Regions from separate parts of the Homo sapiens genome. Here region 1 is linked to region 2. The links are chromatin contacts, found by Hi-C or POLR2A ChIA-PET in ENCODE. All regions are on one chromosome and are shown on one strand. The core of a region is the stretch at or near the end of the contact, and the rest is flanking DNA. Distances in the headings are between cores, read along the strand shown.

Region 1 (7,099 bases), core at 3,893-6,392, 250 kb after region 2:
TATCACATAGGGAGAGACTCAAAGTCGTTGCACACACAGCAGATGAGGGCATGGGGAAGTTAAATGGGAACAACCTCTATGTGCAGCAATTCAGGGATCCCTCTCAAAGTCCGAGTGCACATCCCAGCAATTCCACTCCTTGGAATGAACTTAATAGTCCAGTTATTTATTGAGTACCTACTGCATGCTTGGCCTAGTCCAGGATGCAGGGAATACAGCACAAAGCAACACCAGGTCCTGCCCTCCCAGAACTCATGCTGTAGTATGGGAGCAGGGGAGGGACAGGGCAGGGCTGGGTGACACCTGGGAGAAGAGTCCAGGCAGAAGGAGCAGGGAAGGTGAGGTCCTTGGGGAGGATATGGCTGGGCAGGGGGGCTCATGGGGCTGAGGGAGGGAGCAGGGGTGTAGAATGTGGGTCTGCTCTAGGGGTGCTGGGAGGCAGCAGAGGGTTTGCATAGGTGTGGGATAATCTGACTTCAAGTGTTAAAGGGACCTCTCTGGCTGCCACATAGAAGAGGATGAATGGGCCCTGGGTAGCAGTGGTGGAGGATGCGAGGGAAGTCAGAATCCAGGCAGACCTGGGATGGCGGGACATGGGAGGGGGAGGGGAAGGTGAGTCAAGAATGACCTGAGGCAGAGCTGGGCATGGGCTCACACCTGCCATGGGCTCACACCTATAATCCTAGTGCTTTGGGAGGCGAAGGCAAGAGGACCACTTGAGGCCAGGAGTTTGAGAAGAGCCTGATTAACACAATGAGACCTCATCTTTACAAAAAAGCAAAAGGAACAACCCATGGCTTTGGCTTAGGCATGACAGGAAGGGACTGGCAGTCTGATGTGGGACTTCAGGTGTGTTAAACGGGACCTGCCCATTGGACAGCCTGGGTGGCCTGGAGGAGGTGGCAGCAATGTGGAAGGAGCCCAGGCTGGGGGTCGGGAGATGAGGAGCTAGCAGGGTGAGTCAGGAGGGGTAAGGTCCTGAAAGCCACAGGAAAGAGCACTTCAGGGCAGTTATCACCATGTGGGGGACACTGACAGGCCAGGCGAGATGGCAGCTGAGACCTGACTGTAGGGTCTGGCAAACAGAGCCCTGGGTAATCCTGATGGGGCCATGTGGTGAGTGACAGATGAAAGCTGCATGGGGTGAGCTCAACAAAACCTGGGAGATGGGAGAAGGCTGGTGCACTGTCCCCTCTTGTTTCAGGATGGTGGCTGTGCCAGCATGTTCTCCGCTGATGGGACTGCTCTGGCGAGAAGGAAAAGAGAAGCTGCGTGCCGGAGGGGAAGGAACTGCTGCAGTGATGGCCTTGGGAGGGTGAGGGGCAAGAGAGGCAGCCGGTCAGCATCCAGGCGATGCAGAGCTGCCACAAGGCTGCACTTCTCTTGGTGGAGGAGGAGGCATGGTACGGCTGTCCACTGAGGGAGGACAGGTGGTGATGCTGCGGGCAGGCCCACAGCAGAGGAAGCACTGGATTTAGTTAGATGGGAGAGTCCAGGTGAGTAGGAGGGAGAGGGAGTGGGTCAGGGTTCGAGGGGAGAGATTACAAGGACAGAACCTGACTCTGAGTTGGGTGAAGAGGGAGGTGAGGGTTGGGGAGGGTCCACAGAGGGTGTGCTCTGTGGGGTCCAGGAAGTGAGGCACAAGAGCAGGAAGTGGGAGTCAAAGAAGCAACTCCCAGAGGGTGGGAGGCTCAAACAGGAATTACAGAGGGGCCTGGGTGGTGGCATGCTGACCCAGGGAGGGCAAGGGCTGTGAGACAGGTAGAGAGTGAAGTCACCTGGGGAGACTCACAGGAGTCAGTGGTGGGCCCTGACAAGACTGTCCATGTGGACTCTGAGTCCCCAGGAGGTAGGACAGGGCAGCGCTGGAGTGGCCTCAGGCTGGGCACGGTGGTGCCTGTGATGAACCACATCACTGGGGAGTTCTCTGCAGCATTATCAATCATGATAAAAGGTTAGAAACAAGCTGGTGTCTGTCAACAGGGAGGTGGTTAAATAAAAGCATGGCATTCTCTGGCCGGGCGCGGTGGCTCACGCCTGTAATCCCAGCACTTTGGGAGGCCAAGGTGGGCAGATCACGAGGTCAGGAGATCAAGACCATCCTGACTAACGTGGTGAAACCCCGTCTCTACTAAAAATACTAAAAATTAGCTGGGCATGGTGGCAGGCGCCTGTAGTCCCAGCTACTCGGGAGGCTGAGGCAGGAGAATGGTGTGAACCCGGGAAGCGGAGCTTGCAGTGAGCCGAGATTGCGCCACTGCACTCCAGCCTGGGCGACAGAGTGAGACTCCATCTCCAAAAAAAAAAAAAAAAAAAAAAAGCATGGCATTCTCTACAGTAGAGCACCTGGCAGCATTACAAAGGAAAGCATCTGCTTGGTACATACTAACGTGGATCAGATCACTGAAATAAATCATGCTAAGAAAGCTGGGCATGTAACGGTGTGTAGAGAGCACTGCCATCTGTGATCACACATATGTGTGCACACGTGTGCACTTGATTATGAAGAGGCGATATGTCTGGATGGAACGCAAAACAAACAGTCCAAGCAATCACCTGGAGTGGGTGTTAGGGCCTGGAGGTCAGGGCTGGGGGTGCCTCCTCACCACATTCCCTTTTGCACCTTTTACATTTAGCGCCTGGACACAGGTGACTGAGGGACAAGAACTAAGACAAGGGACTTTACAATAAAACCAGAAAAATAAAGGAGGGTTGTAAAGGGCATTGTTCAGAAAGGATGCCAAAGGAACTCCCTCACTAAAGGGGCTTCTGCTGCTCATCATGCTGTGCAGGGGAAGAGGTCCAAGGTCGGCCTTGGGCTGTCAACCTTGTTCCCCACTTAAGAGATCACAGGACTACAGTGAAATCAGTAATCTTGACCAGAAAGCTGTCCCAAATAAAATGACAATTTGCTTTTTTCCTCAAAATAAGTAAGTGGATGTTCCCCTTAAATGTACAACCATCCCACAGTGAAAGAGCCGAGGCCTTGTGGAATGACGACACTGTCTGCAGATGAGCTCTCTGGCCCATGACAGCTCCAGCTGCATCTCCCAAGGCTCTGCTGCGCACCCACCTTTCCTCCCTGTGCGCCAGCAGGCTTCGGCCTAGGCCACTTTTCCCCCTTAGTCTACTTGCTCTGACCCCTGCCCCTCCCCTCCTGAAGACTGCATCTGGCGTCAGCAGTCTGTCTCTCCCACAATTGTCAGGTTCATTGCCATATTTCTGGCACCCAGCATGCACTAAATGCCTGCTGAGGGAATGAATGAACAACCAAGGTGATTATGACTGGCCTCTGCTCTCCGTTCTGGGGAAGTTTTGATTCTACCAAAATCAGAGGCCCAGAAGTGAGGTTTAAAAGAGATTTAGGGACTCCCCTTCTCTCACCCTGGGAAGCCAGAGGCCAAAAGGGAAAACTCGCAGCAGAGGGGCATTGTTCTGTGAGGGTCTGAGTTTCCCATCTCTTCCAAAGTAGGAAATTTTGTCCTAAAATGTTTCCTCAGATTTTCTCATGTCTATGCCACAGAGTAGTCAGCAATTATGTATGACATAATGAGGACACACCAGGGACCAGGCAGTCCTGCCAGCATCCTAGGCAGGGATGCTAATAGGTGCTGCCATTTTATTGGCCTAGACTGGGACTGTGGGGTCAGAGAGACCAGAGCTCCAGTGGCTGGACTTGGTTGTTCTAGAACCCGTGCCCCAAGCCTGATCCTGTCCTGCCTCTGTGAGCACTCTGATGGAACAGCAGCCCAGCTTTGCTTCCTTGTAGCACTCATCACTACACTTGGTACAGCTTCCATCTACTTATTCAGCTCTTGTCTTACAGCTCCTAGAAAGTAAGTAAGCAGCAGGAGAACACGGGTTTTGCTTTGTGCATTCTCACGGTAAATAGACAGTGAGCAAATACTTTGCGAGGCTGAGGCAGGTGGATCACCCGAGGTCAGCAGTTCAAGACCAGCCTGGCCAACATGGTGAAGCCTGGTCTCTACTAAAAATACAAAAATTAGCTGGGCGTGGTGGCGCATGCCTGTAATCCCAGCTACTCAGGAGGCTGAGGCAGGAGAATCACTTGAACCCGGGGGCGGAGGTTGCAGTGAGCTGAGATCGCGCCACTGCACTCCAGCCTGGGTGACAGAGTGAGACTCTGCCTGCAACAAAACAAACAAAAAAAGAAACAAGCAGATGTGGCCTGGGAGTAGGCCTAGCAGTGGTCTGAATAGCATTAAAATTCCTAGGATTTACCACCTCAGTAACTTTACCAAATGCTTCTAGAATCAGGAAAAGAGGGAAACAACCATTTCTTAAGCTCCTCCTTTGTAGTAGGCACACCATAGCTATCAACACTATTCAATCTCGCCAGCAACCCCATAAGGCAGGTGTTGTAATTTTTTAAAACTGTGAGTAAATGGAGGTTCAGAACAAGTCACACTAGTGTCAGGTGACCTTGGCAAAAGAATCCCAGGACTGGCTGGCCATCAAGCCCAAGTTAGGCTGGCCTCTCAGGTCCTGTTTCAAAAGGTGAGAAGATAAAAAGGCAAGACTAGGAACATCTTACCTTTCACTTCTGCGAGAAATTATTGCCCCTGGATTCCAGCTAATTTGTTCACAAAAGTACCCTACTTCATTTACAGATAACAGGTCAGAGAACCTGGGTGCCCTCAAAACCCAGCCAGGGCCTAGGGGGCGGCGAGTGGAAGCTGCCTGGGTGTGTACCGCACCGATCTGGGCCCCGGTGGCTGCACAGCTTCCCTGAGCCTCAGTTTCCCTACCTGTGAGACTGGTACAGCAGATCTCACCCTAAAGAGCTGTGGGAGGGTTCGAAGAAGAAAAGTATTAACCACAGCGCCTGCTCCCTGCAGGCACATGGCGGGCCCATCTCCACCTCCCTGAACCCCCACAGCAAGCCCCGCGGGAGAGTATCACCCCCGCCAGGGAAGAGGCAACAAGAATGCAGAGCCCGGCCCGGGCGCTCTCCCGAGCTCGCGGGTCCTCCGCCGGCCAACGTTCAGGAAACAAGCCAGAAAAATGCGTGCGCTTCCCGCCTTTCTGAGCCGCCGGGCGAGGGTCCCGCAGCCCGCCGCTCACCCACAGCCGCACCGCGGATCCAGCTCCGGTCCTTGTTCCCGGGGCGGCTACCGACAACCCCTATTTCCGGGTCCAGCCGCTTCTGGCGTCCCCGCGTCCGGTGTGCCAGCGTCTGCCCTCCGGCTCCGGCGGGTCGGCGTTCTTAGGTTCCGTGGCTCGCGGATTCCGGGAGCACCCCAGGGAGTGGCACTTGCACGCCGCGGACCGCAGGGATCCCCAAGCCCTGCACCCAGATTCTTCCCCGCCACGGAGAGACAATCATGACAATTATCATTACAATGATTATGAAAACTGGCATGAAAACATTTATGCTGTTAATAATTAAAATAATAAAAATGTACCGATGTGTGTATAGCAGGCTTCTTTTCGATGCTGTAAAAAAATCTGTGGAATGAATGAATGATCTGTGTAAAATATATTTGGAAGATGAATTCTAAAATTAAGTTATTTATTTATTTATTTATTTATTTATTTTGAGACAGAGTTTTACTCTTGTCGCCCAGGCTGGAGTGCAGTGGTGTGATCTCGGCTCACTGAAACCTCCGCCTCCCAGGTTCAAGCAATTCGCCTGCCTCAGCCTCCTAAATAGCTGGGATTACAGGCGTGCGCCACCACGCCCAGCTAATTTATATGTGTATGTATATATATGTGTGTGTATACATATATATATATATTTTTTTTTTTTTTTTTGAGGCGGAGTCTCACTCTGTTGCCCAGGCTGAAGTGCAGTGGCGCAATCTCGGCTCACTGCAACCTCCGCCTCCCGGGTTCAAGCGATGATCTCGCCTCAGCCTCCCAAGTAGCTGGGACTATAGGCGCTTGCCACCACGCGGGCTAATTTTTTGTATTTTTTTAGTAGAGACGGGGCTTCACCGTGTTAGCCAGGATGGTCTCGATCTCCTGACCTCGTGATCCGCCCGCCTTGGCCTCCCAAAGATTTCTATATTTTTAGTAGAGACGGGGGTTTCACCGTGTTAACCAGGCTAGTCTTGAACTCCTGACCTTAGGTGGTCCGCCTCCCTCGGCCTCCCAAAATGCTGGGATTACAGGTGTGACTCTTCACGCTCGGCCAACTAATTTATTTGTTAGAGCATTAGGATTATGGAAGGTTTAAAATACGTTTTATGATCTTATTTTAAATAACATACACACATTGCCCTTGTTCCTTGTAGATTTTCCCAACCTGCTGTTTTTTTTTTTTTTTTTTTAAAGACAGGGTTTCACTCTGTCACCCAGGCTGGAGCGCAGTAGCGAGATCACAGCTCACTGCAGCCTCGATCTCCTGGCGTCAGGCGATGCTCTCACCTCAGCCTCCCCAGTAGCTGGGACCACAGGTGCCAGCCACCAAGCCCAGCCAATTAATTTTTTTTTTTTTGGTAGAGATGGGGTCTAGGGGGAGGGTCTCACTATGTTGCCCAGATTGGTCTCAAACTCCTGGCCTCAAGTGATCCTCCTGCCTCGGCCTCCCAAAGTGCTGGGATTACAGGGGTGAGCCACTGTCCCGGGCCCCAACCTGCCTTTATTGGAATGATCTGTGTAAAGTATATCTGGAAGATGAATTCTAAAATTAAGTTATTTATTTATCTAATTTATTTTGATAAATAATAAGTAGTCTGGATAGAGGCTCTGGAAAAAGAAAAGTTCTATAGGCAAATTAAGGTTTGGAAATGTCACAAATTATGAGTCACGGTGAGACTTCACTTTCAAAGCAGAACTCCTGATTCCAAACCCACACCTTGGTAGGTTCTTCGTCTCCAAAATGGCAACTCCATCTTCCTGGTTGCTCAGGGACAGAGCCTGGGAGCATCCTGGACCACCCACAAATCCTGCCATTACTGTCTTTACAATACAGATGCTCCTCAACTTCAGATGGAACTACATCCACATAAACCCATCTTAAGTTGAAAATATTGTGACTCGAAAGTACGTTTTTGACTTATGGTATTTTCAACTTACTATGGGCTTACCCAGATGTAGCCCCATCATGAGTCAAGAAGCGTGCAGAATGCATACT
Region 2 (7,431 bases), core at 422-2,921:
GGCAAGAGGATCACTTGGGCTCAGGATGTGGAGGTTGCAGTGAGTCGTGTTTGTGCCACTGCACTCCATCCTGAGCAAGAGTGAGACCCTGTCTCAAACAAAGAAACAAACAGAGAAATGGCTTTATAAATTACAGTGATTCAAAGGTGAAAAGGCTTAATACCCACAGTTTAGTGACAAGAATGCACCCAGGTGTTTTTCATATTGGCAAGTGTACCACAGCAGTGTAGGATGGGGTAAGGATAGGGAGCACTGGGTGTAGGATATATTGGGATTGTCTGTACTATCTTTGCAACCTTTATGTAAATTTAAAGTTTTTCCAAAATAAGAAGTTATTTTAAAAGAAGACTATTGCTCAGATTGGTAATTAAGAGCGCTCAGTTATTATATAAATGCTCAATATGGGCCCAACCCGTAGGGGTTCCCACAAGTAGATGAGACTCTACCCTGTAGGGCCCAAGAGGAAACACCATGAAGGTCCTGGAGATCCTCTTATTCCTCAAACATGCCACTACCATTGCCTCGCAAGAGCCCTGAGGGGGACCAGTGCATGATTGTAAGACAAAATGACATCAGGATTAAGCACAGCTCCTGGCACCTGGCAGGGGCTCAGCAAACATTTGTCACATCTATAGCTTGCTCAGGTGAGGTGCCTGGAAAGTCTCCCCAGTGGTGGTAAACCTAGTCTTGGGACCTGAGTAGGGAATTAGGAGTGTCAGGGGCTGGTGGGTGGGAAGAATAACATTCTTAGCAAAGGAAACATCAGGTTAAGGTGGGTATGTTTTAGATAGAGGAAGAAGAAATGCAACGGAACAGAAAAAGCGTGGGGCGGGGAAATTGATGTCTTCCATGTTCATTATCTGCCTAAAATAGAATCTCAGCCTTTTTTCCATCCTTAGAATTCAGCACATAATTTGGACATCAAAGATGTCAATCAGAGCCAAGCATGGGGGAGGCGGACCCTGTTTAGATCTCTGAAGCTCAGGCTTTTGCAATCTCTGTTAACGAAACCTATGCCACAAGTGGTAAATACCGAGGACGCTCCATTTTAGTCATGATCTTTATGTGGCTACTTGAAAAGCTTTTCCGCCTTTCTGATAAACATTCCTAGGAGACCTCTTTTGCCCTCATTTCCTTGCCCAGTTGAGGCTGTATTTTTTAAGGAAGGAAAATCCAAAAATCAGGGATCTTGTCCATTTTCCCTATCTTTTCACGGCGGGGCGGGAGAAGAGGGACAGCGGGGGAGGTGGAGAGAAGAAACGGCGGGGGAATCAAAGATTAGGCGTTGTTGTCTGTGCCAAAACGGAGTGAGCCCAATATCAACAAATCAAAATCCAAAACGGAACAAAAAAGTCACAGGCCCGCCCTGCTCGCGCCCCCGCCCGCCCGGACGCCCAACAGGTGCTTCCCGGGCCCGCCCGCAGCCACAGTATCCTTGGGTGGCCACAAAGTAACCGCCCGCGCAGCTGCAGCCAGGCCCGCCCGTACTCACGGCCGCTCCGCGGTCCGCGCCCCGGCCCGCAGCGCCCATCCGGCCCGGGCCCCGGTCAGCGCGGGCTCGGCTCTCAGGCGTTCCCGGCGCGGCCCGGGACGCGCTGAGGCCGTTAACGCCTAGGCAGGGCGCGAGGCATCCTCCCGCCGCCGCCCCGCGGGCCGCCTGCCCTTTGTTTTGGAGCCGTAGCCCGGCCCAGACGCCGTTAACAGCCTTGGAGCGCGGCGCCGGCCAATCAGCGCGCCATGTCGCCAGCGCCCCGCCCCCATCCTGCCTCCGTTCCGCCCCGCGTCCCGCCTGCCCCGCGCGCCCCCGCCCCGCGCGCTCCGGGCCAAGGAGCTCCGCCAGCTCGCACCCGGCCGGGACGGGCAGGAGCCCACGTGCCGCGGGGCGCGCCGCACTCCCATTGGCTGACCCGCCGGGCGCGGCCTCGGAGCCAGCCTGTAAGGGCCGAGGGACACGGGGGCGGGGCCGCGCGGGGCGGGGCGAGAGCAGGGGCGGGTTCCGCGAGGAGCGCCGCGCTCGGACGCAGGCTGGCTGGGCAGGGACACTCGGCCGGCGGGGCTGGCGGTGGTGGTCACTCGTTCCTCCGGCTCGCGGGGATGGGCCGAGGGCGTGCAGGGCCCGCAGCTCCAGAGGCTGAGGCGAGCTTGCGCGCAGCCTCCTCGTCCAGCGCCGTGCACGTACCGCCCGTCCGCGCGGTCGGCCGCGTTGTAGGGGACGGACGTGGAGGCCGAGGCGAGCTTGTGTGCGCCTGACCAGGGCCCGCCTTGGCCGGACCCCTCCGCGGCCGGGTCCCCAGAATGCGGTCGTCCGTGCTGTCCCGTCCCCACCACCCTCTCTGAACCCAAGGACCTAACCCCCTAGGACCCCCTCGCCACGGAGGACCCCCCGGGTCTGCGTCTGGCCCCTCGCTCTGCTCCAGGACTGCCGCGTCAGACCCTACAGAAAGCCCCTTCCTCTGGGTAGTGCTCCCGACGCCCCGGCAGCCTGCGCCACCCCCACGCCTCTAATGTCACTGTTTTCTTGGTTCCGTATCCCTTCTTTAAAAAAATATATATTATTTGAAAATAGATATGTATTATTTGAATATATATATTTGAAGGCTGGGTGTGGTGGCTCACGCCTGTAATTCCAGTACTTTGGGAGGCCGAGGCAGGAGGATCATTTGAGCCCAGGAGTTCAAGAGCAGCCTGGGCAACATAGTGAGACACTGTACCAAAAAAAAAAAAAGAAAGAAATTAGGCATGGTGGTGCACACCTGTAGTCCCAGCTACCTGTGAGGCTGAGGCGGGAGGATCACTTGAGCCCAGGAGGTCGAGGCCTCAGTGAGCCATGATCGCGCTACTGCACTCCAGACTGGGTGACAGAGCGAGACCCTTCCTCTTGAACAAAAAAAAAAAAAAAGAAAAGAAAAAAACCAAGAAAACAACAAAACCTCTATTGAGGTCACAATGTATATAACATTGTTATCAGCGTCCTCTGGACGTATTCTCTTGTTTTCTGCAACCCACTGTGTATGTAAAGATCTCTTCAAGTCGCTAAATGTACACCTGACTCATAACTTAGATTGTGGCTGGATGTTGCCTTTTTTTTTTTTTTTTTTTTTTTCCTTGAGACAGGAGTCTCGCTGTGTCGCCCAGGCTGGAGTGCAGTGGTGTGAGCTTGGCTCACTGCAACCTCCTCCTCCTGGGCTCAAGCGATTCTCCTGCCTCAGCCTCCCCAGTAGCTGAGACTACAGTTGCCCGCCACTAGGCCCGGCTAATTTTTGTATTTTTAGTAGAGACGGGGTTTCACCATATTGGCCAGGCTGGTCTCGAATTCCTGACCTCAAGTGATCCGCCTGCCTCGGCCTCCCAAAGTGCTGGGATTACAGGCATGAGCCCACGCGCCCGGCCCCATTTAACTATTTTAAAGTGTACAGTTCACTGGTATTAAATACATTCATAATGTTGTGCAACCATCATCATCATCCCTCTCCAGAACTCATCTTGCCTAAGTAAAGCTCTGGACTCAAGAAACAATGACTCCCGTTTCCTTCTACCCCATGCCCCGCACCACCCCATTCTACTTTCTGTCCCTATGAGCTTGACTGCTCTAGGTGCCTCACATAAGTGAAATCATCTAGTATTTGTCTTTTTGTGGCTTACTGTGACTTTTGTGGCTCATTTCACTTAGCATAATGTCTGCAAGGTTCACCGATGGTGTAGCACTGTCACAGTTTCCTTCCTTTTTTTAGGCTGAATGATATTCCATTGTATGTAGATACCACATTTTGTTTCTCCACGCATCTGTCAGTGGACACCTGGCTTGCTGCTTCCATACTTTAGCTATTGTAAATAATGCCACTATGAACTTGATGGTACAAACATCCCTTGGCACCCCTGGTTCCAATTATTTTGGGTATATACCCAGAAGTGAAGTTGCTGGATCATATGGTAGTTCTATGTTGAATTTTTTAAGGCGATTACATACTGTTTCCCAACGTAACTGCACCATTTCACATTCTCTCCAACAGTGTACAAGGCTTCCAGTTTCTGCACATCTTCACCAACTGTTATTTTCTGTTTTTTGACAGTGGCCAGCCTGGTGCATGATGGGTTTGGTTTGCACTTGCCTCGTGATTAGTGGTGTTGAGCATCTTTCCGCGGACTTGGTGGCGTCAAGTGTTGTTAACTATGACCACGTGACCACATGACCTATTTCATTTTATCTGTACAACGTTTCTGTTTGGGGTGATAAAAAAATTTGGAATTGGTAGTGGGAATGGCTGTACAACAATGTGAATGCCACTGAATTGCACCCTTAAAATTGTTACAATGGGCCGGGTGTGGTGGCTATGCCTATAATCCCAGCACTTTGAGAGGCCCAAGTGGGCAGATCACCTGAGGTCAGGAGTTCAGGACAAGTCTGGCCAACATGGTGAAACCACCGTCTCTACTAAAAAAAAAAAATGCAAAAAAAATTAGCTGGGCGTGGTGGTGTGTGCCCGTAGTCCCGGCTACTCAGAGGCTGAGGCAAGAGAATCGCTTGAACCCAAGAGTTGGAGGTTGCAGTGAGCCGAGATGGAACCACTGCACTCCAGCCTGGGCAACACAGTGAGACTCTGTCTCAAAAAAAAAAAAAAAGTTAAAATGGTGAATTTTGTTATGTATATTTTACCACAATAAAAGTAGTAAAAGAAAGTCTACATTGTGATCTAGTACACATTTGGATGAACAAAAAGTTTCATGATTTAATACATACTCTTATTTATTTTGGGCAATGCCCTAACATTTCTATCCTCCTCTGTTTTTATTAACAAAATCCCAGGCACGACCTTCTGGGTGGCCTTGGGCAGCACCATCAGCCAGGCCTGCAGCCTGCCACCCCCGCCTGCCTTGTGGTCGCACCATTTATAATCCACTTTCCCACAGCCCACTCAGGAACACCACCTTCAAGCTCCAGGGCTCCCTCCCTTTAGCGTCCCAGCTCCATGCCTCAGCATGCCCTCCCACTGGGGGCTGCCCTCCCCCATGCCCACTTCCTCCCTAACCCCTTTCCCACACCCCACCCTCGCCTGTCCTGGAGAAATTCAGCCCCCTCCCCCAACTGGGAAACGCACCACTGCAGCTGGCTGCTTACTTTGGGGACACCAGTTTCTAGGGAAGCCTAGTCCTCCTGAAAACCCTCCGCCTGCTGCACCTCCGGGTCTGTGCAGGTTCCACCATCCTGGAAGATGATATCATGCCTCCTCCCCTCTGCTAACTCTGTGTCCAACTTTACAGAGAACATAGAGATGGGAGAGGACTCCTCCCTGCCCCCACTGCTAAACATCCCATCCTAAACATCTGCCCTGCCTGCTGCCATGAACACGTGGCTCGCCCTTAGTCCTGCCCCCCACGGCTTACTGGGCTGCCCCATCAGGGTAGGAGCCGTGCTCTCAGCTCCACGTACCCTCTTTGGCTATGCCCACCTGCTCTGCAACTCTTCAGGGCAAGATGACACAGAAGGGCCTGGCCTGGGCGCCTCCCATGCCCACCTCCCATTCTCAGGGTTCCATCCCAACCGCTCCAACATCATGTCGCAAAACATCATGTCGTCACATCTGGGCTCAGCCTATACCTTACTGGATGGTCCTACTAGCATTTCCTACAGTGGGGCGCTTTTTAAAAACACTTTCTTCACTTAGATTCTGGGGCTCCACTCTCTTCCTCACCAGCCTCCATTTCCCCACCTGCCCTCACCCTCCTGATGTTGGAGGCCCCAAAAGTTCAGCCCTTAGGTCTCCTCCCTTCCCTCCACTGGCCTGACAGGTGATCTCCACCAAGCTCATTGGCAGTGGAAGACCACATGGAGCCTGCTACTGATCAAGTGTGTTCCTCACCAACCACAGTGGCTCATGCCTATAATGGCAGTACTTTCGGAGGCTGAGGCAGGTGGATCCCTTGAGCCCAGGAGCCCAAGACCAGACTGGGCAACATGGTAAAACCTCCTCTCTCTCTCTGTGTGTGTGTGTGTGTGTGTGTGTGTGTGTGTTTAGCCAAGTGTGGTGGCCACACGCCTGTAGTCCCAGGTACTTGGGGGGCTCAGGAGGGAGGATCGCTTAAACCTGGGAAGTTGAGGCTGCAGTGAGCACTCCAGCCTGGGCAACAGAACAAGGCTCTGTCTCAAAAAAAAAAAAGTGTGTTCCTCAGCACAAACCCTCCTCTGACCCCCGAGCTCTCACCTACAGCTGCCCACTCGCAGTCTCACTTGGAGGTCTACACTTTAAACTCAACACATACCAAACCAAGCCTCTGTCTCCACCAGCTCAATTAAGGGCATTGCCATTTTTCAGGCACAGGCCAAATCCTCAGAGTCCTCCTTGACCCCTCTCTTTCCCTCACATCCCAGGTCCAATCCCTCAGCAAGTTCCCAGGCTTCCACTGCTGTCACCAGCACCCAGGGCCTGAGCCACTCTCATCTCTTGTCTAGATTATTGTTATTGCTCAAGTCGCCTCCAAATTACAAACTTTGCCTCCTTAACTTTATTCTTCACTGACTGATTCTTTGAGAACAAAAGCCAGATGTATACCTCCTCGAAAGCCCCAGGTAAAAGCTAGAGTTCATTAATGGGCTGAAGCGATTTGGCTCCTTCCTCTCTCTCCTCCTCCATTTCCTATTACTGCCCCTGCAAGAGTTTAGCCAACTACAAAGCACAAAGTTTTTGTTTGTTTGTTTGTTTGTTTGTTTTTTGAGACGGAGTTGCTCTGTTGCCTAGGCTAGAATGCAATGGTGTGCTCTCGGCTTACTTCAACCTCCACCTCCTGGGTTCAAACAATTCTCCTGCCTTGGCCTCCCAAGTAGCTGGGGTTACAGGCGCCCACCACCACGCCCCCTTAATTTTTTTTATTTTTATTTTTTTTAGTAGAAACGGGGGTTTCACCATGTCGCCGAGGCTGGTCTCAAACTCCTGACCTCAAGTGATCCTCCCACCTCGACCTCCCAAAGTGCTGGGATTACAGGTGTGAGCCACTGCGCTGGGCCCAGAGTTTGTACTGGGTCTCCACATAGGCGTGGGTGATGGCCCAGGAGGAGGAGCTCAGACTCCAGTCTCTCGGTGTGACCCGAAGCGCCACTTCCCTCTGGCAAGACACCTCCAGGACTTGGTGATCAGCTCCCAGAAGCAGGTGCGCAGGCCAGCCCTCTCCCTGGGCAAGGAGAAACCCTTTGCTCTGTCGTCCCCCCATGGACTGCTCTCAGGACGCTCCCACGCCCTTGCTGTTCCCTTCCCTGCAAGGCTCCTCTTCTGTCAGCATCCTGGTCCCAGGGGCCCTCTCTCTGCACACTCAGGACTGCACCCTCCATGCTCTCTTCTCCTTGCATTGGTCTGTATATTTCCCCTTCGCTTGGTTATTGTCGTCTCTCCTCCCCTCCCCAGGATGCGAGCAGGGGTTGGGGAGAGGCCTTGGTGTGTT

The links. A loop is a pair of places that touch in the nucleus more often than their neighbours do. ChIA-PET counts read pairs that join two places held with the same protein, here RNA polymerase II (POLR2A). Pooled maps may share reads with other maps.
Region 1: a loop to region 2 is called in a pooled map, with 8 times the contacts of the local background. The contact joins the promoter of TOP3B here to the promoter of YPEL1 in region 2. A Hi-C loop is called at or near these places in 9 of 50 pooled maps. POLR2A ChIA-PET finds 5 or more read pairs at or near these places in 3 of 52 experiments (K562, activated T-cell and activated naive CD8-positive, alpha-beta T cell).

The regions. Positions count from the first base shown.
Region 1 is chr22:21,977,645-21,984,743 of GRCh38, forward strand. It overlaps TOP3B (DNA topoisomerase III beta), which reads right to left and starts at 5,143. Exons shown (of 18, transcript NM_001282112.2): 1 at 5,086-5,143. RefSeq lists enhancers at 924-1,093, 4,544-5,530, 5,028-5,322.
Region 2 is chr22:21,734,123-21,741,553 of GRCh38, forward strand. YPEL1 (yippee like 1) reads right to left here and starts at 1,672. Exons shown (of 5, transcript NM_013313.5): 1 at 1,493-1,672. RefSeq lists silencers at 1,321-1,370, 1,391-2,240.